2 separate regions of the Homo sapiens genome follow, and region 1 is linked to region 2. The links are chromatin loops, found by intact Hi-C in ENCODE. Cell type or tissue: HepG2. All regions are shown on one strand. Each heading gives the region's core, and the rest is flanking DNA. Links, peaks and the distances in the headings are about the cores only. Region 1 has its middle 27 kb from the start of CSN3. Region 2 has its middle 36 kb from the start of UGT2A1.

Region 1 (13,207 bases), core at 2,959-10,958, 580 kb before region 2:
TCTTTCTTTCTTTTTTTTTTTTGAGACAGAGTCTTGCACTGTCACCAGGGCTGGAGTGCAATGGCGCAATCTCGGCTCACTGCAACCCCCACCTCCTTGGTTCAAGTGATTCTCCTGCCTCAGCCTTCCAAGTAGCTGGGATTACAAGCACCCACCACCATACTTGGCTAACTTTTTGTATTTTTAGTAGAGACGGAGTTTCATTTTGTTGGCCAGGCTGGTTTTGAACTCCTGACCTTGTGATCCACCCCCCTCAGTCTCCCTAAGTGCCAGGATTACATGTGTGAACCGCTGTGCCCCGGCTGCCACCTGAAGTTCTTCATAGTATCTCTTCATATGATTCATCTATAAAGTGTCATTTTTAGTTTTGAAAGTATTACAGTGTATGGCAATAGAAAATCACAGTAAATTATTTTGTGTGACAGTAATCAATAGAGAATTTAAAATGACAGTTTATTTCCTAATTAATTGCTACAGTGCTACACACTTATTTCTCTAGCTTTGTCCTTAACACATTCTCTTGCATGCTTTTTTTCAAATTGTGATTGGAGAACTATCTACTGCATAGATTATATTCACACATAAGCTTCTTTGGGATTGACATCATTTGGAGAAATAGCAATTGTTCCTTTTTCAAAGGTGGTGCCAGCTTTAAGGTCAGTGTCAAAATCCACATGATTGTCATCAACCTTAGTGCTGACTTACAAAGTTTCGGGGTAGTCCTGAATTTGCTAAGGCTCGCATTAGTCAAAGAAGTTCCAGATGCAACTTTTTGTCCAGTCCCCAATTTACCTCTAGATGAGTTGTTGCTAAACTTAGCCTACATTTTGTTGGTTAGTGCTGATATTGTTATAGGCACCCATGTTTCTGAAGAAGGAGATGTAGTGAGCACATTTGGGAGCATGTTGATGACCATTCTTGCTAATGTGGTCCTTGTGGAAGTAGTAGGTTTGGGGGCTGTCTGGGGAGTGGTAAGAGCGTGGACCCTGAGGAAGTGGTGATATGTGGTAGATTCTTTGAAAAAGCAGTGACAATAAGATTGTGCCTAGAGAAATGAAGGAAGTTAGCAGGATGTGAGTACAGAAGGTCAGGTACTGGTTATACCTGTAGAAAAGAGTTCATTTAAAAGTCTATGTAATTTGAACCCTGCCTCTCCTTTTTTAAATCTTATTTTCTCCTCCACTACCCTCTTCATGAACCATTTGCTCTGGATTATCTAAACCACATCCTATTTTCCTTAAAGGTCTGTTGCTTTTCTGATGTTCTTCACTCTTTCTGGAATGCTCCTAGACTTCTAAACTAGGGGTCTCAATGACCTTCATGTTCTTTCAGGCCCAAATAAAATATTCTCACTCTTGGGAGTCTTCTTATGTGCCCAACTTGAGTTATTTTTTTCCCTCATCTGAAACCCAATGATTCTTTATATATTTTTAATGAGATTTGCCACTTTTATTTTGGCATAAAACTTATGTGGCTAATATTCAAGAATGAATTCCTAAGTTCCTTGCAGTTGAGGTCCATATCTGCTTTATTTTCTTTCAGTATCATTTTAGCAGGAGTCAGGTGTTACATGTAATTTCCAATATACTTTTATTGAAATGAATTCATGAGAAATTTTATAGTAATGTACCTTATATTAGTGACACTAAGAATAAGAATATGGAAAGAATTTATTCTATTCTTTAACCTAAAGAAATATACAAATTATTTAGTCCAAATTCCTTTTATTGGGTATTGATAAACATATATACAATTTTAATGTAGAAAGGCATATTTAGAAACATTGCAGTAGTTAAGCATGGAGCATTTGAAGAAAGAATGCCTGGATTTCACACCTACCTGTGTTTTATATTTTCTTGCTTCATTTTCTTCATGATTGTAGAGTTGTTTAAGTGTTACATGAATAAATCAATGTGAAGTGCTTACATTCACACTGCCTGGAACATAGGAAAGTACTAAATAAATGCTGTTTAATGATGATAATTAGATTAGGGCTTTTATTATAATGGATTGAGGAATATATTAAAGGTCTATTCAGAGTAACAACAATTAGATGATATTCAAGAGAAGCATTACCATGCTGTGAAGCATTATCCTAATAGGATGATGATTTCCTAGTCTAAGGTATAAGACTTTCAGATGGCACTTTATGTAGAACAAGTACCATAATTTAATCAGGTATCAGAATTCTAATGTTAGAGTCTTGAATGCATGCAATATATTTATGTAAAGTCATGTATTATTTCAAAAATCAGACACTGGCACTATTTAAACATAGTGGCTTATTTCTCTCTTGAATGGCTACACAAAGCAGGTATTGTGAATGTGATATTTCTTACTACTTCTCATTACTATATCCTAGTCCCATGAAATTTCCTGAAAGCCTTTACAAAATTTGTAAATTTTGATTTTATATTTCTTTAACTAGAGTTTTAATTTTGTGATGGGAGACAGCATGCTTTATAATTTTCAATCCTGTTCTCTCAAAACACACACACACACACACACACACACACACATACACACACTCACAATTCAATATAGCCATGTAGCCCCAGGCATAAGCTATAATTATACCTGTGTATTGAATAGGAATTGCAGCATTCTTGCTGGTATTAGAGAGAGCATCAATTATAGTAGGTTCTGTGGTGGTGTGGTAGTAGGGTAGGTTTGAGTGGTTGTGAAGACAATAGCAATATGTTACTTAGTATTGGTATAAGGAGTTGGATTTTGGATAGACATGGTAACAATAGGGGTTAACAGAGAAGAAGTTGTTGATATTGCTTTAAGAATGTGTTGTGAGGATTGTAAGGATTCCAATATGGTAGATTTGTAAGATACGTAGTTGGTGGAAACCAGTCATTCTAATATTTAGCTGTATTGGTAGATGTGCTGGGGCTATTCTTGATTGAAATTGAGTTTGCTGGTTTTCCTTAAATGGAGTTGAGCAATGATGAGCTTTGCCTAGTGGATTTGAAGAGTTTAGAGTTTGTGATGGGTGTGGTGGAGTTTGAATTGATGTAAACAGAGAAGGAAATAAAGTGTTTTCTTTCTGTAGTTTGAAAAGGTAATCATAGATCTTGTTAAATGATTGTGGTACAAATGAGTAGATGCTTGTGGATGAGATGAAGGCCGGTAGGGTACAACCCATGTAGGTCCAATCCATAATGAGGAGCTCAATTTGGTTGATCAGATATTTCTTGATACTTGGCAAATTAAAGGAAAAAAAATTATTAAGTTCACTTGAAGTTCATTAAAATCAAACAAAGGTAATAAGCTTACCTTAGCGCTAACAGCAAATCAACCTTTACAGAGATTTTCCTATTCACTACTATAACTAAAAAATATCAAAATAAACAAAAATATAAAAAGTAAAAAATAACTAAAAATTTAAATTAAGATAAATAAGGAATTGTGCTGCTATTATAAAAAGAAAGCAACATATAAAAATAATCTTGTGCTTCATTCAGATTACCTATATGCAAAAGGAGATTATAATGGTATTCTCTTCATAAGGTCATTTTGATGATTAAAAATATATGTAAAGCATTTATAACATTGCAAGGTATATAATAAACTCAGTTTTATTTATTACTATCATTAGTGTTATTAATAAGAGTACAGCAAGAAAAATTATCCTATGTTACATGACAGAGGCAAGTTGACATAGTAGAAAGTGTGTGGGCTTTAGAATCAGAGAGATCTGAGTTCAAATCCAGATCAAGCACCTCTCAGCCTTGCGACCTCGAAAAGTTTCTTTGTATCTTTGCATTTTTCCATTTCTGTAATGGTAAAAATAATGAGTTACTGTAATGATCAGAAAAATACAATTTTTTAAAAAATTCTAAAATGTCAAACATTGTATGAGGAACCATTGACTAAATAACAGATTACGAGTATAAAGAAACAACCACTAATATAAAATAAATCTTCATTAATTATAGAACATTTAAGTTTCAGAAGTATTGAAATATAAAAATCTATCCAACTTAGAATTTAAAATTTTATAATATGTATAAAACGTTTAGACTCATATACAGAATGTGGGAGTTTTCACAAGGGATAGGCTACTTTACATTCATATTAAGAATGAATAATTAAGATCTAAATAAATAATTGAAACAAAATTGCAAAGTAAACTCAATTATTTTACCTTTGTAAGAAAAGGGTTTTCAAGAACTATGAAAGCATTCACATATGTGGAATAATTTTCTGTAGCATCTCCTTTACATTATCACCTATTTGCACTCTTAAAGTTATCTTTTTAAATCATTTGAAATTAGGCTCTGTGTGGTCAATGAATAGTCCATGACTGACAGTGGCTTTTCCAATAACTCTGAAAATGTCATGGGGCTCATTCTGAACACGAGAAATATTCTCCTAGTTTATTTTTCTTCACTCATTGTCTCAACTTCAAGAACGAAAAGGAGTGTGATAGACTGTCTTTTCCAACTCTAGTTGACAATAATTGTATTGGGGTTATGAAAATAAATGAGATCAAATTTGTGAGCCTTTCCTTAAAACCTTCCCAATTTGAATTCTTTGTGGAGTTACCTATTTAGATGCTGTGACGTATATTTTTGAAAATAGTGATTTTGAACTTCTAATAACTAACCACAATAAGATTCCCGGAATGATTTTAAATGATTAATTTTTTTTCTAGAAAATCAATTTGGTAGATCATATCTCATTGGGCAGTATTTTCTTTTTCACAGAACCTGGAGCTTCAAATTTATCTTAAAGTTTCCCTTTTAAATTCTAATGAAGCCAAGCAAATTATTAATTACATAATTTTTAATGTTTATAATGAATAATTTTGTATCAAATATTGATTCAATAATGTTATATTTTATGTGCTTTATAAATGTCTATGCTACAACTGGGATCTTTGCATAATCAATGTGTTTAACAATCTTATTTTGATTTCTAAAAATTTTTGTTAAAAATTATAGTCTCGAGATATTCTTATAAATGGTAAGGTACAGACCTCTCTAAGTAACCTGGAGGTGTAGAAAGAAAGATGCTGGAAGATTTTACATAATACAATTGTCATGTTTAACTTCATAGTCAACTTCTCATGGTTTTTGGATAACCCACAAATAACTACAATTTAGTTATTTTTCATGATTTTTGCCAGCCTGCTCAAGTGGAGCCTATCCAGACTGATCCCTTTGCTAGTTGCTGTTTTACCCCCAAAATGTAAAACATGGTTTATTGTTTCCAGGTTACTTCCATTTTTTTCTTTTCTCTCTTCCTCATCACAAGTCTCATGTTTTCCCTTTTCTCATTGACAACATTTGCCTTCATTTGCATGCAAATAACTGCACGTCTCAAAGTTATCCTTTGACAATCTTTATGTAACTTTTGAGCTATATATTTATTCTGTTTTTTTTTTTGTTATATAAATTCACTGGTGCCGAGTTGCTTGTTGAAAGTATTAACTCACATGATTTTTCCTTTATAATGTAATCACCAGCTTCATAACATGGTTGCAAGATATGCTGTGGCTTACAGTTAAAAATAATTTATAAGCTCAACATGGTTTAAATGGTTTTTTTAGTTTACCAGATTTATAAAATAATTTCTTACTCATTAGAACAAGACCTTCTAAGCAACTCCCAGTTAATGTATTTATTGTAATTGGCGAAACATAATTAAAAAAATACAGGTGTTTTAAGTGTCAATTTTTACACATTTGAAAACCTACTTCTAGTTATTTTAAATTAATAATTTAATTAGTTAATAAATTTCAAGAAACATTAAATATCTTAAAGATTGATTCTCTGGTTTTCAAAGTAAACTCAAAGTAAAACTGGTAGAATTGGAAAACTCAAAAAACTGTAATAAAAATAAAAATAATTACTTATAATCTCATTACCTTGATAACTTTCTTAAAAAAATTGTAGTTTAGCTAATTATATTTGACTTTTAATAGTTGTGATTATGCAAAAATTATGTATTATATTTTTATGTTATTTTAATATGTATTAAATTATGTATTATAGATTATATATTATGTTTTTTATACCCCAAATATTATATAAGCATGGAATTCTATTGTAAACTTTCTATAAATATAAATTTAATGACTTACGGTCATCCCATGTGGATATTCTACAGGACAGATTCTAATCCATTCTTTAATTGATAGGTCGTTTTCAGTTTATCATTACTACAAATAATTTGCAATGAATATATTATTCATAAAGCTTTCTCTTATTTTCCTTACTTCCTTTATCTTTAAGTGGTAAATAAGTATATTTTTTATTTACTTATAAGTAATTTTATTGCTATTCTTATGATTATGATATATTAGCTTATAATGTTACTATATTTTTTCTATTGTTTTTGTTTCTTTGCTGACTAAATTGTGCTGAAGTAACTGCATAAGCATAAGGTGAACTTCCACCACCCCAAAATTTAAAACCTTTGAGGTAATCTGAGAGCTTCAGAAACAAGCAGCCATCTTGTTTACGTTTATAATCACCTAAAGAGGGAGCTCTTGGTTTGATGATTTTTCTCATGTCTAGTGAAAGAGAAGCAAAGTATATTTAATATTTTAAAATGAGGATTTGAAATCTAACTTTTCTTACCTATTGCACTGAGGATATATGATTTCTGAGAGGACAGGAAAGAGCAAATGATGAGTCCACCTGTTAAATTTGAAGACAAGGATCACTAAGTTGGATAAAATCGTGCTCTAAACGTTTCTTATTATTCGTCCCTGCTGATTAAAAAATAAATTTATATCTAAATTATGCACATGTATTATATAAGATATATTATATATACCTAAAATATAGCGAACAGAGGAGTTTAAAGTGTCGGATAAAAAGATATTTAAGGTTTAACGCTTTCTTTCTGTTCTGCATTTGTCTTCTTAAAGACAACTAAACAAGGCTATGTATAAGCTAGTGATATTACACTATCAGATCATCTCTATTTCAAATGTTCACAATTGGTCCATAAAGAATTAGAAGATATTTTTCCTGTGAATCAGCAAAAATTCCTGGAACAACCCTAGGTTATATTTATATGCAAAACAATTTATACCACATATCTCCAGAGGAAAAATCTAGAACGCTAAAGGATAAACCTAACAAACATATAATGGAAAAAGAAGTATCAGAAGCCAAAAGCAAAACAAAAGTGATATAAGCACCTTTGCCCATAGAATTAGGCATTTCAGGAAATGGTGGCAAAGCATTCAGCCGTCTTAAATTCTATAAAAACTATTGACTTTTTATAATAATTCAAGTGAAAGAGATTTTATGGAATGACTTGTTTGTTTTTATATATCAAGCGTGCCCATAAATGTTTGCATATATATGTGTGTATTTCCGTGTGTGTGAAAATACATATACATATACATATTTAGATATTCCAATAGCCACTCCTGATTCTACTCTGAGAGCATTTCTACAGAATCATGATTTGATATAAAAACAATAAGGGGAAAAATGCTAAACTTACTAATACACACATAGTTGAGAACATAACTTATGTTGAGAAATTTTAAATAAACCTCGAGATAATCCTGAGTGCCCCCTCAGTTAAATTCTTGTTTTTTTTTAGAAGCAAATAGTATTTAATTTTAAATAACTATTCTGATGATAATCAAAGCTTAATTTTCATCAAGACAAGTTTTATACTTTTTTTATACGATTTTGCCGATAAAAGTACAATTTCATTGAAGGTGCTGATTCAAAGGGGGGAAAATATCCTTAATTAAAGAGAATGCTTAATTTAAGAGATCATGATTATTTTATTCTTGAACCAAATTGAATATTATTTCTTAACTTTTCTTCACATAACTAGTTTATGCAATCAAAATGACTGGCTATATATCAAATACATATCACGATATTTTAATGCCTGCCTGAAAGAGAAAAAAATCACGAACCTACTAAAATAAGACATTTCCAAAGACTCTGGCATTACCTACACAGATTAAGTGTCTGAGATCTTCAGATTCCTAGGAATGAATCAATGGTTTTTGATTTTACTGAGAATTACATTTATTTATTTATTTATTTATTTAGAGACGGGGTGGATTGCAGTGGCGCAATCATAGCTCACTGCAGCCTCGAACCCCCAGGCTTAAGGGATCCTCCCATCTCGGCCTCCCAAGTAGCTGAGACTCCTGGCATGCCACCAGGCCTGGCTAATTTTGTTTTGTTTTGTTTTGTTTTTTTTTTTTTTTTTTTTTTTTTGAGACGTAGTCTCGCTCTGTCGCCCAGGCTGGAGTGCAGTGGCATGATCTCGGCTCACTGCAAGCTGTGCCTCCCGGGTTCACCCCATTCTCCTGCCTCAGCATCCGGAATAGCTGGGACTACAGGCGCCCGCTACCACGCCCAGCTAATTTTTTGTATTTTTGGTAGAGACGGGGGTTTCACCACGTTGGCCAGGATGGTCTTGATCTCTTGACCTCGTGATCCACCTGCCTGGGCTTCCCAAAGTGCTGGGATTACAGGCGTGAGCCACCGCGCTTGGCCAGGCCTGGCTAATTTTTGTATTTTGTAAAGATGGGGTTTCACTATGTTACCCAGGCTGGGCTCAAATTCCTGAGCTCAAGCTATCTGCCAGCCTCAGTCATCCAATTGCTGGGATTACAGGTGTGAGCCACTACGAGAATTTTTAGCTGAATCTTAATGAGACAATCAAGAACACGTTCTATTCTTCCTACTTTTATTTTCTTAGGAAAGAGGGGAAAAATGAACAATTATGTGATTACTTGTGTTTTAATTGTTAATATTTCTTGAAGGAAAAATAAAGTGACAGTTCTTTGATAAGCATTGATTCTTCATATGTGATTCTCTTAGTAATGCCATTTTAACTTTAAAATTCCTTTTATTCTGTTAGAAATTTGATTTCTCTTGTTTCAATCATCTAGCTCTCTTAGAAGTTCATAACTTGTCTAGAATAAACTTTGAAATTTGGTGTAAATAATTGAGATGTATTTTAAGTCTATATAAAGGATTTTAAATAAAGTTTATTTCAAAGATATTTTCTACATTTTTTTGTGTTTTTTAGAAGCGGAAATCTTTAGTCTCTATATAGACTGTATGTATGAGCTCTGGTTTTCAAAATCTGTATTCAAAATGCATGCTGACTATTGCCCAGTGTTCATATACAAGCATGATGTGCCTTTTCAGAATAATCCTATTGCATAAAAGAGATAAGTGGAGATCAATGAAAAATTATGATGTCATATATTTGTATGTTATTATTGTGACATTCAATCTTATTTTTTAGGTATATTTTTATAACCACAAAGATTTTTTCAAGGTATCTGTTAATTATTAATGATACTTTAATCCCTTTCCTTAAGTGTAACTGTTTACGTGTTTTATCTGTATGAATCTGAGATTTCCTAAGAAGCAGGAATATATTGTTTCAAAGGTAAAGTTGAGAGTACTGCAAAAATTCTTCTTTCTCAATTATAAATTGTAATTATAGGAATTCTCCTTTTCTTTACATTATTAGGGAAAAATACCTGTTGTATTTAAATTAATATATTTGTATACTTCCCCTACTATTTTGGGAATCCATTTTATTAATTTCTGAGATGCATAAATAGAAGTATAACTTTTTGATATATCTACTCTAATGTCCCCATGATACTATAAATTAATACAGCACTTTACCTCTTCCTATGACTTTGACTGGGCCCCATGAGTTTGCATACATAGTCTTATTTTTAAAATCTCCTATTATTGCCTATTTTACTACAGTTTTCTTACTTTGAAAAAGTAAACTTTTTACTATTTCATAGTTTTTAGATTTGTTGCAGTCGGTAGGTCTCTGGTAATATAATTTCTGAGTTTTTCACATTTAGGGAGGTTATCTTTGTGACCTAATATGTGATCCAGTTTTGTAATGTACCATGGGTATTTAAAATAATGATATGCTCTCAGTTTTTAACACAGAGGTTGGAACAGATGCAGCCCATCTCAAAGTAAATTCTTCCTTTTGCCTACAGACTGACTTATAAATCTTGTTTTGTAATATCTTTTGTAAAAAAATTTTCTGAGTACGTAGAAGATATATATATATTTATCAGGTGAGGGAGATGTTTTGACACAGGCAAGCAATGTGAAATAAGCACATTATAGAGAATGGGCTATCCATTCCCTAAAGTATTTATCCTTTGAGTTACAAACAATCCAATTACCCTCTTTAAGTTATTTTAAAGTGTATAATTAATTATTATTGACTACAGTCACCCTAATGTGTTATCTAACAGTAGGTCTTATTCTACCTTTTTGTACCCCTTAACCATCCCCACATCCCCTCCCATCCACCCACTACCCTTCCCAGTCTCTGGTAACCATCTTTCTACTCTCTATGTTTGTGAGTTCAGTTGCTTTGATTTTTAGATCCCACAAATAAGTGAGAACATGTGATGTGTCTTTCTGTGCCTGGCTTATTTCAATTAACATAATGATCTCCACTTCCATCCATGTTGTTGCAAATGGCTGGATCTCATTCTTTTTTATGGCTGAACAGTACTCCATTGTGTATATGTACTACATTTTCTTTATCCATTCATCTGTTCATGGACACTTAGTTTGCTTCCAAATCTTAGGTATTGTGAAAAGTGCTGCAACAAACATAGGAGTGCAGCTATCTTTTTGATATACTGATTTCCTTTCTTTTGGGTGTATACCCAGAAGTAGGATGGCTGGATCATATGGTACTCAATTTTTCATTTTTTTGAGGAACCTCCAAACTATTTTCCATAGTGGTTGTAGTAACTTACATTCCCATGAACAGTGTACAAGGGTTCCTTTTTTCCACATCCTCACCAGCATCTGTTATTGCCTTTTGGATATAAGTCATTTTAACTGGGCTGAGGTGATATCTCATTGTAGTTTTGATTTGCATTTGAGCATCTTTTCATATACTTGTCTGCCATTCTGCCATTTGTATGTCTTCTCTTGAGAAATATCTATTCAAATCTTTTGCCTTTTTTTTTTTTTTTTTTTGAGACAGGGTCTCGCTTCATCACCCACGCTGTAGAGCACGATCTTGGCTCATTGAAACTTTTGCCTCCCACCCCCAGGTGATTCTCCCACCTCAGCATCCTGAGTAGCTGGAACCAAAGGCGTATACCATACCTTGCATTTTACCCATTTTAAAACCCAGAACATTGATTTTTTCTATAGAGTTATTTGAGCTCCTTATATATTTTAGTTATTAATCCCTTGTCAGACGGCTAGTTTGCAGATATTTTCTTCCATTCTAGGTGTCTCTTCAGTTTGTTGATTCTATCCTTTGCTGTGCAGAAGCTTTTTAACTTGATATGTTCCTATCTGTCCATTTTTTGGTTTGGCTGACGGTGCTTCTGGGTATTGCTCAAGAAATTATTGCCAATGTCCTAGAGACTTTTCCAGTGTTTTCTTGTAGTGGTTTCAGAGTTTGGGGTCTTCAATTTAAGTCTTTAATCCATTTTGGTTTGCTTTTTGTATATGCTGAGAGAAAGGAGCCTAGTTTCATTCCTCTGCATATGGATATCCAGTTTTCCCAGCACCATTTATTGAAGAGACTGTCTTTTCTGCAGTGTATGTTTCTGGCACCTTTGTTAAAAATGAATTCACTGCAGATGTGTGGATTTGTTTCTGGGTTCTCTATTTTGTTCCATTGGTTTGTTTGTCTGTTTTTATGCCAGTACCATGCTGTTTTGGTTATATAGCTCTGTAGTATAATTAGAAGTCAGGTAATGTGATTCCTCCAGTTTTGCTCTTTTTGCTCAGGATAGCTTTGGCTCTTATGGGTCTTCTGTGGTTCCATGTAAATTTTAGATTTTTTTTTCTATTTCTGTGAAGAATGTCATTGGTATTTTGATAGGGATTGCATTGAATTGTAGATTGCTTTGGGTTGTATGGACATTTTAACAATACTGATTCTTCCAATCCATGAATATGGAATATTTTTCCATTTTTGGTATCTCTTCAATTTCTTTTATAAGTCTTTAATAGTTTTCATTATAGAGATATTTCACTTCTTCAGTTAATTCCCAGGTATTTAATTTTATGTGTGGCTATAGTAAATAGAATTACTTTTTTTTCTTTTTCAGATTGTTCACTGTTGGCATATAGAAATGCTACTTAGTTTTGTATATTGATTTTGTATCCTGCAACTTTGCTGAATTTGCTTATCAGTTCTAATAGTTTTCTTGTGGAGATATTATCTTGTAACCAGTTATCCAATTCAGAAAATAGCTTCTTCTTTAACACCATCTTATCCAATATACAAATTCTCAATTTTTACTGATATTTATTCCCTAATATATCTCAAAATTGTCCCCTCAATTTCACCATTAGGCTTTTACTAACTCTCACCTTCATCTTACATTAGCTAAAAGAATTTACCTTCTTTTACACAAGTCTTAAGTTATTTCATTGTTTATAGCAAGGATTACAAGCTTAAATGCCTAAATTTATGAGAAGCTACTCTGCAGTGAATGGGTGGAAACAGGTGAAATGAGGAGAGCATGCCTCAGTTATAAGAGCAGGGAGTAGCCGCTACTTAGTTCTAGTTCAGGTATACTCAAATTATTGGTCACGAATGAGATAAGGAGCTTGCACCAGAACACATTGCCTTTGTCAACAAGAAAGTCTTGCTACTGAATAAGTGAATGAGTAAATGAATGAATCAATAGTTAAAAAGAAGCTGAAATAAATAGTGTGTGTACATAATGACAAAAAGTGATTTATGGCCTTCACTCATAACTGACCAGTAAACAGTTTATGGTCCAGCAGCCAGCTTGCAGCACACATCCATTCAAGTGCCATCTTTTCCATAACACTTTTTCTTTAAGAGACAGAATCTCACTTTGGAGTGCAGTGGCACAATCATAGCTTACTGCATCCTTGAATTCCTGGGCTGAAGCAATCCTGCCACTCAAATATCCCAAGTAGCTAGGACTACAAGTGCACACCATCATAACACTTTTTTTCCCTGATCACTGCCATGATCTCTCAGTCTGTAAGATGCCTCCTTTTCTATTTTGAATTGTACCATGATTAGTTGTATACATATGGTATGATTCCTCTTTTACTGTGAAGTCCATTAGTCCACAATAATTGTCTGGGTCTTTTTGTACTGTCTCATAGCACTTAGCAGAGGGACTTGCTATTAGTAGATGTTCAAAATATATTTTTAAGTGAACATGTTAAATGAATATACCCAATTACCTGAAATT
Region 2 (13,207 bases), core at 2,844-10,843:
TTGACAAAATTCAACAGCCTTCATGCTAAAAACTCTCAATGAATTCGGTATTGATGGGATGTATCTCAAAATAATAAGAGCTATTTATGACAAACCCACAGCCAATATCATATTGAATGGGCAAAAACTGGAAACATTTCCTTTGAAAACTGGCACAAGACAGGGATGCTCTCTCTGACCACTCCTATTCAACATAGTGTTGGAAGTTCTGGCCAGGGCAATCAGGCAGGAGAAAGAAATAAAGGGTATTCAATTAGGAGAAGAGGAAGTCAAATTGTCCCTGTTTGCAGATGACATGATTGTATATGTAGAAAACCCCCTTGTCTCAGCCCAAAATCTCCTTAAGCTGATAAGCAACTTCAGCAAAGTCTCAGGATACAAAATCAATGTGCAAAAATCACAAGCATTCTTATACACCAATAACACACAAACAGAGAGTCAAATCATGAGTGAATTCCCATTCACAATTGCTTTAAAGAGAATAAAATACCTAGGACTCCAACTTACAAGGGATGTGAAGGACCTCTTCCAGGAGAACTACAAACCACTGCTCAATTAAATAGAAGAGGACACAAAAAATGGAAGAACATTCCATGCTCATGGATAGGAAGAATCAATAGTGTGAAAATGGCCATATGGCCCAAGGTAATTTATAGATTCAATGCCATCCCCATCAAGCTACCAATGACTTTCTTCACAGAATTGGAAAAAACTACTTTAAAGTTCATATGGAATCAAAAAAGAGCCCACATTGCCAAATCAATCCTAAGCCAAAAGAACAAAGCTGGAGGCATCACGCTACCTGACTTCAAACTATACTACAAGGCTACAGTAACCAAAACAGCATGGTACTGGACCAAAACAGAGATATGGACCAATGGAACAGAACAGAGCCCTCAGAAATAATGCCACACATCTACAACTATCTGATCTTTGACAAACCTGACAAAAACAAGCAATGGGGAAAGGATTCCCTATTTGATAAATGGTGCCAGGAAAACTGGCCAGATTTATGTAGAAAGCTGAAACCAGATCCCTTCCTTACACCTTATGCAAAAGTTAATTCAAGATGGATTAAAGTTTTAAATATTAGATCTAAAACCATAAAAACCCTAGAAGAAAACCTAGGCAATACCATTCAGGACATAGGCATGGGCAAGGACTTCATGTCTAAAACACCAAAAGCAATGGCAACAAAAGCCAAAATTGACAAATGGGATCTAATTGAACTAAAGAGCTACTGCACAGCAAAAGAAACTACCATCAGAGTCAACAGGCAACCTAGAGAATGGGAGAAAATTTTTGCAATCTACTCATCTGACAAAGGGCTAATATCCAGAATCTACCAAGAACTCAAACAAATTTACAAGAAAACACCAACCACCCCATCAAAAAGTGGGCAAAAGATATGAACAGACACTTCTCAAGAGAAGCCATTAATGCAGCCAACAGACACATGAAAAAGTGCTCATCATCAGTGACCATCAGAGAAATGCAAATCAAAACCACAATGAGATACCATCTCACACCTGTTAGAATGGCGCTCATTAAAAAGTCGGGAAACAACAGGTGCTAGAGAAGATGTGGAGAAATAGGAACACTTTTACACTGTTGGTGGGACTGTAAACTGGTTCAACCATTGTGGAAGACAGTGAGGCAATTCCTCAGGAGCTAGAACTAGAAATACCGTTTGACCCAGCCATCCCATTACTAGGTATATACCCAGTGGATTATAAATCATGCTGATATAAAGACACATGAACACCTATGTTTACTGCAACACTATTCACAATAGCAAAGTCTTGGAACCAACCCAAATGTCCATCAGTGATAGACTGGATTAAGAAAATGTGGCACATATACACCGTGGAATACTATGCAGCCATATAAAAGGATGAGTTCATGTCCTTTGTAGGGGCATGGAAGAAGCTGGAAACCGTCATTCTCAGCAAACTATCACAGGGACAAAAAACCAAACACCACATGTTCTCACTCACAGGTGGGACTTGAACAGTGAGAACACTTGGACACAGGAAGGGGAGCATCACACACCGGGGCCTGTTGTAGGGTGGAGGGAGGGGGGAGGGATAGCATTAGGAGATATACCTAATATAAATGACCAGTTAATGGGTGCAGCACATCAACATGGCACATGTATACATATATAACAAACCTGCACGTTGTGCACGTGTACCCTAGAACTTAAAGTATAATAAAAGAAAAATAAGTACAAGATCAGCCTGGTCAACATGGTGAAACCACATCTCTACTAAATACATGAAAATTAGCTGGCGTGCTGGTGGGTGCCTGTAATCCCAGCTACTCAGGAGGCTGAGTCAAGAGAATCACTTGAACCCAGGAGGCAGAGATTGCAGTAAGCCAAGATCATGCCGTTGCGCTCCAGCCTGGGCAACAAGAGTGAAACTTCGTCTCAAAAAACATAACAAAACAAACACACAAACAAACAAAAAACAAACACACACCAACAAAATAACTCAAATAAACAATCTAAGTTTGCATCTAAGGGAATAGAAAAAAAAAGAACAAACTTACCCCAAAGCTAGTAGGAGAAAAGAAATGACAAAAGTTAGAGAATAACTGAACAAAATTGAGACATAAAAGTCTATACAATAGATCAATGAAACCAAGTGTTGGCTATTTGAAAAAATAAACAAGATTAATAGACTACTGGTTAGATTAATAAATAAAAAGAGAGAATATCCAAATAAACACATTCAGAAATGACATAGATGACATAACAACTGATCCCACAGAAATAGAAAAGATACTCAGAAAATAATATGTACAAGCGTATGCACACAAATTAGAAAATCTACAGGAAAATGATAATTTCCTGGAAACACACACTCTCCCAGGGTTGAATCAGGAAGAGATTGAAGCCCTGAATAGACAAATATCAAGCTCTCAAATTGACTCTGTAATAAAAAAACCTATCAACCATAAATGCCTTGGACCAGATGGATTCACAGCTAAATTCCACCGGAAGTACAAAGAAAAACTGGTACCTATCCTACTAAAACTATTCCAAAAATATTGAGGAGGAGTGACATTTCCCTAATTCATTCTACCAAGCCTGCATCACTATGATACCAGAATCTTGCTGAAAGACAATGAGAAAAGAAAACTTCAGGCCAATATCCCTGATGAACACAGAAGCAACAATCCTCAACAAAATACTAGCAAACCAAATCCAGCAGCACCTCAAAAAGCTACTTCATCATGATGAAGTAGGCTTTATTCCTGGGATGCAAAGTTGGTTCAACATATACAAATTAATAAATGTGATTCACCCCATAAACAGAATTAAAAGCATAAGCCATATGATCATCTCAGTAGACACAGAAAAAGGCTTTGATAAAACCCAACATCCCTTTATTGTAAAAACCTCAACTAATAGGCATTGAAGGAACATATGTCAAAATAATAAGAGCCATTTATTACAAATCCACAGCCAACCTCAACTGAATGGTAAAAGCTGTAATCATTCCACTTGAGAACTGGAATAAGTTAGGAATGGCCACTCTCATCACTCCTATTCAACATAGTGCTGAAAGTCCTAGCCAGAAAAATCAACCAGATAAAATAATAAAAGGCATCAAAATAGGAAAAGAATAAATCAAACTATCTCTCTTTGTTTTGATATTATTCTTTACCTAGAAAACCTTAAAGACTCCATAAAAATGTTCCAAACTGATAAATGACTTTAGTAAAGATTCAGGATAAAAAACCAATGCACAAAAATCAGCAATTTCTATATACCATTAACCTCCAGGCTGAGAACCAAATCAATAACACAATACCATTTACAATAACCAAAGGAAAATGAAACATCTAAAAATACAGCTAACCAAAAATGGTCAAAAATGTCTACAAGAATAATTACAAAACACCACTGACAGATATCAGAGATGATAGAGATAAATGGGAAACATTCCATGCTCATGAGTTCAAAGAATGAATATCAAAATGGTCACACCACTCAATGCAATTTATGGATTCAATAATATTCTTATAAAACTCCCAAAATCATTCTTCACAGAATTAGAAGAAAGTAAACTATTCTAAAATTCATATGGAACCAAAAAAGAGTGTGAATAGCCAAGGTAATTCTAAGCCAAAGAACTAAGCCAGAGGCACTATACTACCCAACTTCAAACTACATTATAAGGCTACAGTAATCAGAACAACTCGGTACAGTTACAAAAACAGACACATAGACCAATTGAGTAGAAAAGAAACTCACTATTAAAGCCACCCACCCACAAGCATCTGATTTTCAACAAAGGCAGACAAAAACAAGAAATAGGGTAAGAACTCCCTATTCTGTAAATGGTGCTGGTATGACTGATTAGCCACATGCAGAGGAATGAAATTGGACCCATATATTTCACCCTATACAAACATTAACTCAAGATGGATTAAATATTTAAATGGAAGACTTCAAACTATAATAAAAATTTAAATGGAAGACTTCAAACTATAAAAATATTTGAAGAAAACCTAGGATATAATTTCTTGTCAAGGGCCTAGGTAAAATATTTTTGGATAGGTCTCCAAAAGCAATTGCAACAAAAACAAAAATTGGCATGTGGGACATAATTAAATTAAAGAACTTCTGCACCATAAGAGAAACTATCAAGAGATTACACAGACAATGTATGCCAAGTATATACACTGCTGAATTGACAGACTTTTCAATGAATGGTGCTTGGAAAACTGTATATCTGTATGCAGAAAAATGAAACTAGACCCCTATCTCTTGCCATATATAAAAATTAAATAAAGGAGGATTAAATATTTAAATGTAATACCTCAACCATGAAAATACAATAAGAAAATGTTGAGGAAACACTCTAGGACAGTGTTCTGGGAAAATATTTCTTGAGTAAGACCTCAAAAATACAGGTAACCAAAGCAAAAACGGACAATGAAATAGCATCAACCTAAAAAGCTCCTGTACAGTGAAGTAAACAAACAACAAAGTGAAGAGACAGCCCACTGAATCTGAGAAAATATTTGCCAAGTGCCCATCTGACAAAGAATTGATAAGCAGAATCTATAAGGAGCTCAAACAACTCAGTAGGGAAAAAAAATTGTCAATTTTAAAAATGGGTAAAAGATCTGAATGGATATTTCTCAAAAGAAGAATGGCCAACAAGTATATGAAAAAATGCTCAACATCACTAATCATCAGAGGAGTGCAAATAAAATCTATAATGAGATATCTTATCCCAGTTTAAATGTCTTTTACTCAAAAAAGTAGGCAATAACAAATGGCGATGAGGATGTGGAAAAAGGGGAACCCTTGTACACTGTTGCTGAAAAAGTAAATTATTACAACCATTATGGAAAACTGTGTAGTTTCCTCAAAAAACTAAAAATATGACTACCATATGGTTCAGCAATTCTACTGTTTGGTATATATCCAAAGAAAGGAAATCAATATATTTAAGAAATATGTGCACATGCATGTTTAATGCAGGACTATTTACAATAGCCAAGAGGTGAAATCAACATCCATTTCCACCAATGGATAAACGGATAAGGAAATCCTGGTACATAATACACAATGAATTATTATTCAGCCATAAAAATTATGAAATCCTGTCATTTGCAATAACATGGAGTGTCCTCCAGTTACGTTAAATTAAATAAGCCAGGCACAGAAAGAAAAATATTGCATGTTTTCACTCTTATGTTGGAGCTAAAAACAAAAATTAACTCATGGACATACAGAGTAGAAGGATGGTCACCAGAGGCTGGAAAGGGTGGTGAGAATGGGGGGTATAAAGAGGGCGTGGTTAATGGCTACAAAAATCAAGTTAGAATAAATAAGATCCAGTGTTTGGTAGCATAATAAGGTGACTATAGTAAACAGTAAGTTATTGTATATTTTAAAAGAACTAAAAGAGTTGAACTGAAATTTTCCCAACACAAAAAAAGATAAATGCTTGAGGCGATCGGTATCCCAATTACCCTTATTTGATCATTATACACTTTACACTTGCATCCAAAACAACATGTACCCCATAAATATGTGCAACTATTATGTATCCGTAATAATTAAAACTAATCTTTTTATCTTCTAACTAGAATATGCAACAGTTCATTAAGGGAAATAATAAATGGAAAAGTGCAAGCTGTAAATTCTCTGTTTAGCTAGGATTGTAGCTTATCATTACTACACAAATCTAAAACTAATGACACTTTGAAATTTCTTTGCCAAAGATTTTTATTTTTTTGGAATAGTCGTCTTTAAGTTTCATTGTCCCACTTGAAATTACCTTCTGTGTATGTGGCATCTCTAATTAAAGATAGTGGAGTAAAGAAACATATGCATAAGTTTTTGCCCATGCTTTTCTTACTACTGTTTTGTAGTTAAAATGTAAGTGAATAAGAAATATGTAATTGGTGAAAATGGAACATAATTCCAGTTTGCATTTGCCAGGGATTCCTCAACTTCTCTGATTTTGATTTCTTCATCTATAGCATAAAGTTAGGAATAGACAACTTTTGCTAGGGTTCAACATGAAACTGTGTAAAAGCACTTTCGAAACTGTAATATTAAAATCTACATCCTTTAGGATATGCTGCCCTCATGTGGATGATGATTGATAGTGCTGAATAAGTATGATGAGTCCAAATTATTAGGAATTTAATAATTTTGTTGATGGCAAAATGATAAAGTTTCATCTAAATATATATATATATATCCAAAACAGAGATGAACACACACAATATATTTATTAGGAAATTCTGTGGTTATTCTCCAAGCACTAGTTTTTTTTTATATTTATCAAGACTTTTTCAGGTTAGAGTTAGTGCTATTTATAAATTAAAACAAAGATATAAATACATTAAAAGTTTAAGCAGATTTCATTAGCAACATATCGGCTCCATTAATAGGTTTAAAATAATTTTAAACAGTAAAATGACACAATTTTTATTCAATACTATATATTAAAACTTCTAAAACTATTTCCACTAACATCTAATTAATATCCAGGATTATCTGATATAATTTTCAAGATCATTGAATTAAAATATAACTAGGTTTCAAAATAATGCTGGAAAATATTATTGTCTGATCTAAAAATGTTCAATACCTAGTTTCCTGAGGAAGTAACAAAGGTAACACAATAAAAATAACAACAACAACAAAATGATAAACAAGACATTGTAATCCTAGCGTTATTGTGTTTTAATAAGCCGTTTGGAAATCACTCACATTTGATTTTAAATGAGAGATAATTTTACAGGCCTTAAGAATTTATTTGTTCAAAGTCATTCAATGAAAGGTCTAAATAGATTCAAATTACAGAATAACTTGATTGCAGATTTTTATATAGTTTGTATCCATGTTGTATAATCATCATAATTCTATGAGAAAATATCATTTCACAGAAAAATAAGCCTGTGGGAAAATGTGTGTGTGTGTGCCTATGTGTGTGTGTGTGTTGTGTATGTACGTTGAAGGGGGAAGCATGTACTGAATTTGATAGAACTGATTATATTTCACTTGAAAATATTTTTGAGACATCAAATTAAATAGAGTTAGAAATTCCAGGAACTCAAATTCATCAATATAGTTGAGAAATTCTACCAAAGTTTGGCAAAAATATTGTCACATGAGAACAGTTTTAAAAAGCACAAAAATATCTAGGCAAATTCTAATACATTTCTAAGTGTATTGATTCAAATGATCTTTTGCTATTCCTGCTGCCAAAAATAAATTTATTTTAGCCCTGCGGTAGTTGCATGATTATATAAAAATAGAGCACAGTTAAGTGAACACTTTCAAATGTTTCCATTTGCACCCCCAAAAAGGAAAGTATGTAAAGACTAAAACATATTGTCCATTAATTCCTGAAGCCCTTAATGTAGTAAAACCTTCATGCTTTTCAGATTGAGCTTTGAATAAAATTTCTTAAAAAGGTACTTCAAACTTTAATTGACTCTATTAAGCAACAAATGTAGAAAAGTCTTAAATGTAGCCCAATACCCTTATTGATTAAAAAATAGCAGTGAAATTTCTTAATCAGATGAAAAATATGAAACAACAGCTATTAAACAAAAAGAAAAAATAAAACAAGGAAACTACCTTGAGGAAATAATCTACTTAATAATGAATGATTAGAATAATTTTTAAAAATCAGGATCAAGACAAAGATGTTCTTTAACATCTCTCCAATTTAACGTTGAATTTGATGTTTTAATTAATGCAATATACATATTTATGTTTTTCTAAAACAAATTGCTGAATTATTCAAATCAGAAAGTCTATCAGAATTGCTATATATGAAACTAATATACAAAAGTAAATTGCAATCTTACACACAAATAACAATCAGAAATTTTAAAATCACTGAATGAGACACTACAAATAATACAATATACCTATTAATAAATGTAACATAAAAAGATTCTAGTAATTCTAAAACAAATTATCCAATGGTTAATTCTGTGTTTGTATGAACTTTATTTCTAAAATCTGTGAAATAAATAATCGGCTTGATATGGTTTGGCTGTGTCCCCACCCAAACCTCATCTTGAATTGTAGTTCCCATAATCCCCACGTCATGGGAGGGACCAGGTGGAGGTAATCGGATCATGGGGGCGGTTTTTGCCATGCTGCTTTCCTGAGAGTGAATGAGTTTCACGAGATCTGATGGTTTTATAAGCACCTGGCATTTCCCCTGCTTGCACTCATTCTCTCTCCTGCCCGCCTGAGAAGAGGTGCCTTCCGCCATGATGGTAAGTTTCTTGAGACGTCCCCAGCCATGTGGAAACTGAGTCAGTTAATACCCTTTCTTTATAAATTACTCAGCCTCGGGTATTTTTTCATAGTAGCGTGATAATGGACTAATACAGGGCTCAAAATAGCCAAAATACATTTTAAGGACAAAGTCATACTCACCTGAACAGCTAATAAGGTAAATAATAAATAATAACACTTAAGTAATAATATAGTGTGGTAACAACACAGGGATGGAAAACTAGCATATAAAGAAAGGTAGAGACCTAATCATATATGTATAGCTAATATGTCACTGCATTTCATACCACTGGGAAATGGGAAAAATTATAGATTGCTTAATTAATGACCTGAAACAATTGTTTAACCACATAGAAACAAAAAGAGAACTGCATTTTTTTGTGCCTAACAAAACCAATTACAAATTTCTTAAAGAAACAGATTTTAGAAAAAAATAATTTTTATTATATATTATCTGTCAAATAGACATATAGTATTTATATAATATATAATATTAATGTATAAATAATATAATATTTATTACATATTAAAATTATATATGTTATATATCATGTTAACAACTCCTGGTATAGAAGCTCGAAGGTGAGAGGGGCATATATTATTTTGTGTGTTATAAACTTTAATTCTATGCATTGTCTCCATGCAAGAGGATGCTTAATTATCTAGCTAGGAGAAGAGAGTCTTCAATTGACCTGTAGGGTTCAGGGGAATATGGAGGTTCAACGTTCTCAAATATATCAATCCAGCTGTCCCAATCCTATGCCTTGGCTTTGGTGTAGGTTATTTGCTGGCTAGGCAAAAAGAATTGCTGTAAACTCAGCATCCTTTGTAATTCTGAGAAGCCAAAGATTAGGTCCTGGTTATGATTTTCAAGACAGTTTGCCCATTTGCTATGGGACTTAAGGGTCTCTTTAAAAACTAAAAACTCTCAATAAATTAGGTATTGATGGGACGTATCTCAAAATAATAACAGCTATCTATGACAAACCCACAGACAATATCATACTGAATGGGCAAAAACTGGAAGCATTGCCGTTGAAAACTGGCACAAGACAGGGATGCCCTCTCTCATCACTCTTATTCAACATAGTGTTGGAAGTTCTGGCCAGGGCAATCAGGCAGGAGAAGGAAATAAAGGATATTCAATTAGGAAAAGAGGAAGTCAGTGTGGTGATTCCTCAGGGATCTAGAACTAGAAATACCATTTGACCCAGCCATCCCATTACTGGGTATATACCCAAAGGATTATAAATCCTGCTGCTAGAAAGACACATGCACACGTATGTTTATTGCGGCACTAGTCACAATAGCAAAGACTTGGAACCAAACCAAATGTCCATCAATGATAGACTGGATTAAGAAAATGTGGCACATATACACCATGGAATACTATGCAGCCATAAGAAAGGATGAGTTCATGTCGTTTGTAGGGACATGGATGAAGCTGGAAACCATCATTCTCAGCAAACTATCGCAAGGACAAAAAACCAAACACCGCATGTTCTCACTCATAGGTGGGAATTGAACAATGAGAACACATGAACACAGGAAGGGGAACATCACACACCAGGGCCTGTTGTGGGGTAGGGGGAGTGGGAAGGGATAGCATTAGGAGATATACCTAATGTAAATGACGAGTTAATGGGTGCAGCACAACAACATGGCACATGTATACACATGTAACAAACCTGCACGTTGTGCACATGTACCCTAAAACTTAAAGTATAATAACATTAAAAAAAACTGTACTGTAAGTACTATACTCTAAACACAGTATAGAGTATATAAGGCTAAAGTAACCAAAATAACTGGCACAAAAACAGACACATAGATCAGTGCAACAGAATAGAGAACCAAGCTCTGCCACTACCATCCGATCTTTGAGAAAGTCAACAAAAACAAGGAATGGGGAAAGAAGTCACTAATCAATACATGATGGAGGAGTAACTGGCTAGCTATATGCAGAAGACTGAAACTGTACCCCTTCTTTCCACCATATACAAAAAACAACTCAAGATGGATTAAAGACTGAATTGTAAAAACCTAAAATCATAAAAACCTTTGAAGATAACCTAGAAAATACCATTCTGGACATAGGAGTTGGCAAAGATTTCATTATGAAGATAAGAAAAGCAATTGCAACAAAAACAAAAATTGACAAATGGGACCTAATTAAACTAAAGAGCTTCTATACTGCAAAAGAAACTATCAACAGAGTAAACAGCCTACAGAATGGTAGAAAATACTTGCAAACTATGCATCTGACAAAAGTCTAGTATCCAGAATCTATATGGCGCTTAAGCTAACAAGCAAAAACAACCCCATTAAGAATTGAACAAAGAACATTAGCAGACAATTTTCAAAAGCACACATACATGCAGCTAATAAGCATATGAAAAACTACTCAAAATCAATAATCATTAAAGAAGTGCAAATCAAAACCACAACAAGATACCATCTCACACAAGTCAGAATTGCTATTATTTAAAAGCCAAAAGATAAACAGACGATGGCGAGGTTGCAAAGAAAAGGGGATGCTTATATATTGCTGGTGGGAATGTAAATTAGTTCAGCCATTGTGAAGCAGTTTGGTGATTTTTCAAAGAACTCAAAGTGGAATTACCATTCAATCCAGCAATCCCATTGTTCGGTATATGCTCAGTCATATAAATCATTTTACCTTAAAGACATAGGCACACGTGTTCATCACAGCACTATTCACAATAGGGGAGACACAGATTCAATCTAAATGCTTATCAATGGTAGACTGAATAAAGAAAATGTGGTATATATACACAATTGAATACTATGCAGTAGGAAAAACAAACAAAAACAAAAACAAAAAAATGAGATCATGTCCTTTGCAGCAACATGGATGGAGCTGGAGGTCATTATCCTATACAAAATAACACTGGAACAGAAAACCAAATACCACATGTTCTCACTTATAAGTGGCAGCTAAACATTGAGTATATATGGACATGAAGAAGGAAACAACAGACTTTGGGGCCCACCTGAGAGTGGAGGGAGGAAGGAGGATGAGGATCAAAAAACTACCTATTGAGTCCTATGCTTATTACCAGGTTGATGAAATAATCTGTACATAAAATACCCAAGCACAAAATTTACCTATGTAACAAACCTTCACATGTATCCCTGAACCTAAAATAAAAGTTTGAGAAAAGAATTACTATGAGAAAAAATAAAACCTGTCATGGATGCCTTCTGCTTTTTATTGTGTCCTGAGATATACATGGCTGAATTGATTCTGTTATCTTCTTTCTACCTTATGTTGTTGAAGGTAATAAACGCAGCTAACAGGTACGTAATCTTATAATCGTTATTGGTCCCATATTTCTTAAGTGTTGATTTTGCACAAGAATAGTCCATCCTCTTCCATCTGTTCCTCATCACAATTCACCAACAATGAAAATAGTAGTAACTGTGATTGTACTGCATGCCAAGTAATATCTACCTCACTTCTACCAGTAATGTAGTTTTTATAGCTGTATGGCCTAGAATCACTACAGTATTACCCTCTGTTTTGAGTTCCTAAAGAAATAGGCTCTCAGGAAAAAATTTGAGTGCAAATAATTTCTGTAAGAAGCATTGCCAGGTAATTCCACAAGAGCAGTGGATAACATTAAATAGGGAAAGGACAAGAGCCAATATAAAGGTATTACTAAGTCACTTACCACTGTCGGAAACTGTGCACACATGTAATAAAAATCAACATAATATTTAACAGAATATTGTGTATTCTGTTATATATTTAAAAATATATAAAATGTTATTTAATAATAAATACAAAAAATCATTACAAAGAACATGAGAATTAAAGAATTGAAGTCACAGATAGAAGGAGCAAACAAGCAGGCAAGATATGTAGAATTGTATTGTAATATTTAATTTCTTTAGATGGCTATCAGATAGATTAGTATTTGTTTTACCTCACTTTATGTGTGAAATTATGTATGACTATGTATAAAAATAGTTCAAATAAAACCTTTGAGATAAAGGTAAAAAATTGAGCTTAATACTTTTTGTAACAGATTTATTTGAAAGTAAATTAAACAAAAATAAAGACATAAGCAAAAGCATTTCAGAAAATAAAAACAACAAGAAAGATAAAGATTTTACAAAATTAATGCAGGTCAAAATGCCCAGAAAAACACCTTAAAAAGGCATGTTGTATATCGTAAAATATAACAAGAACATTTAGTTTTTGCAAATTATTTTTCATGAACAATATGAACTCTATTATTTCTTATTTACTTTCTGTATGCTTATTTTGTCAATTAGTAAATGAAGGCCATCATGATTTCCAAGTATAAATGGGAATCTATTTCTCCTTTAATTTTCATCAATTTGCTTTCTTTACTTTGATGCTGTTAGGTACATATATATTTA

What was found. Peaks named below come from ENCODE experiments on the same cell type or tissue, not always from the same donor. Only the 100,000 strongest peaks of a DNase experiment are listed, where the experiment ranks them.
Region 1: a loop joins it to region 2, with 28 times the contacts of the local background. A loop is called at or near these places in 2 of 110 quality-filtered maps.

The regions. Positions count from the first base shown.
Region 1 is chr4:70,263,156-70,276,362 of GRCh38, reverse strand. No RefSeq gene overlaps it. Among named protein-coding and RNA genes, the nearest start is that of CSN3, 27 kb to the right of the region's middle. In HepG2, for the core only: a CTCF peak has its summit at 6,483; no DNase peak of the experiment used is centred there.
Region 2 is chr4:69,683,122-69,696,328 of GRCh38, reverse strand. No RefSeq gene overlaps it. Among named protein-coding and RNA genes, the nearest start is that of UGT2A1, 36 kb to the right of the region's middle. In HepG2, for the core only: a CTCF peak has its summit at 6,601 (motif pointing left); a DNase peak (open chromatin) is centred at 6,588.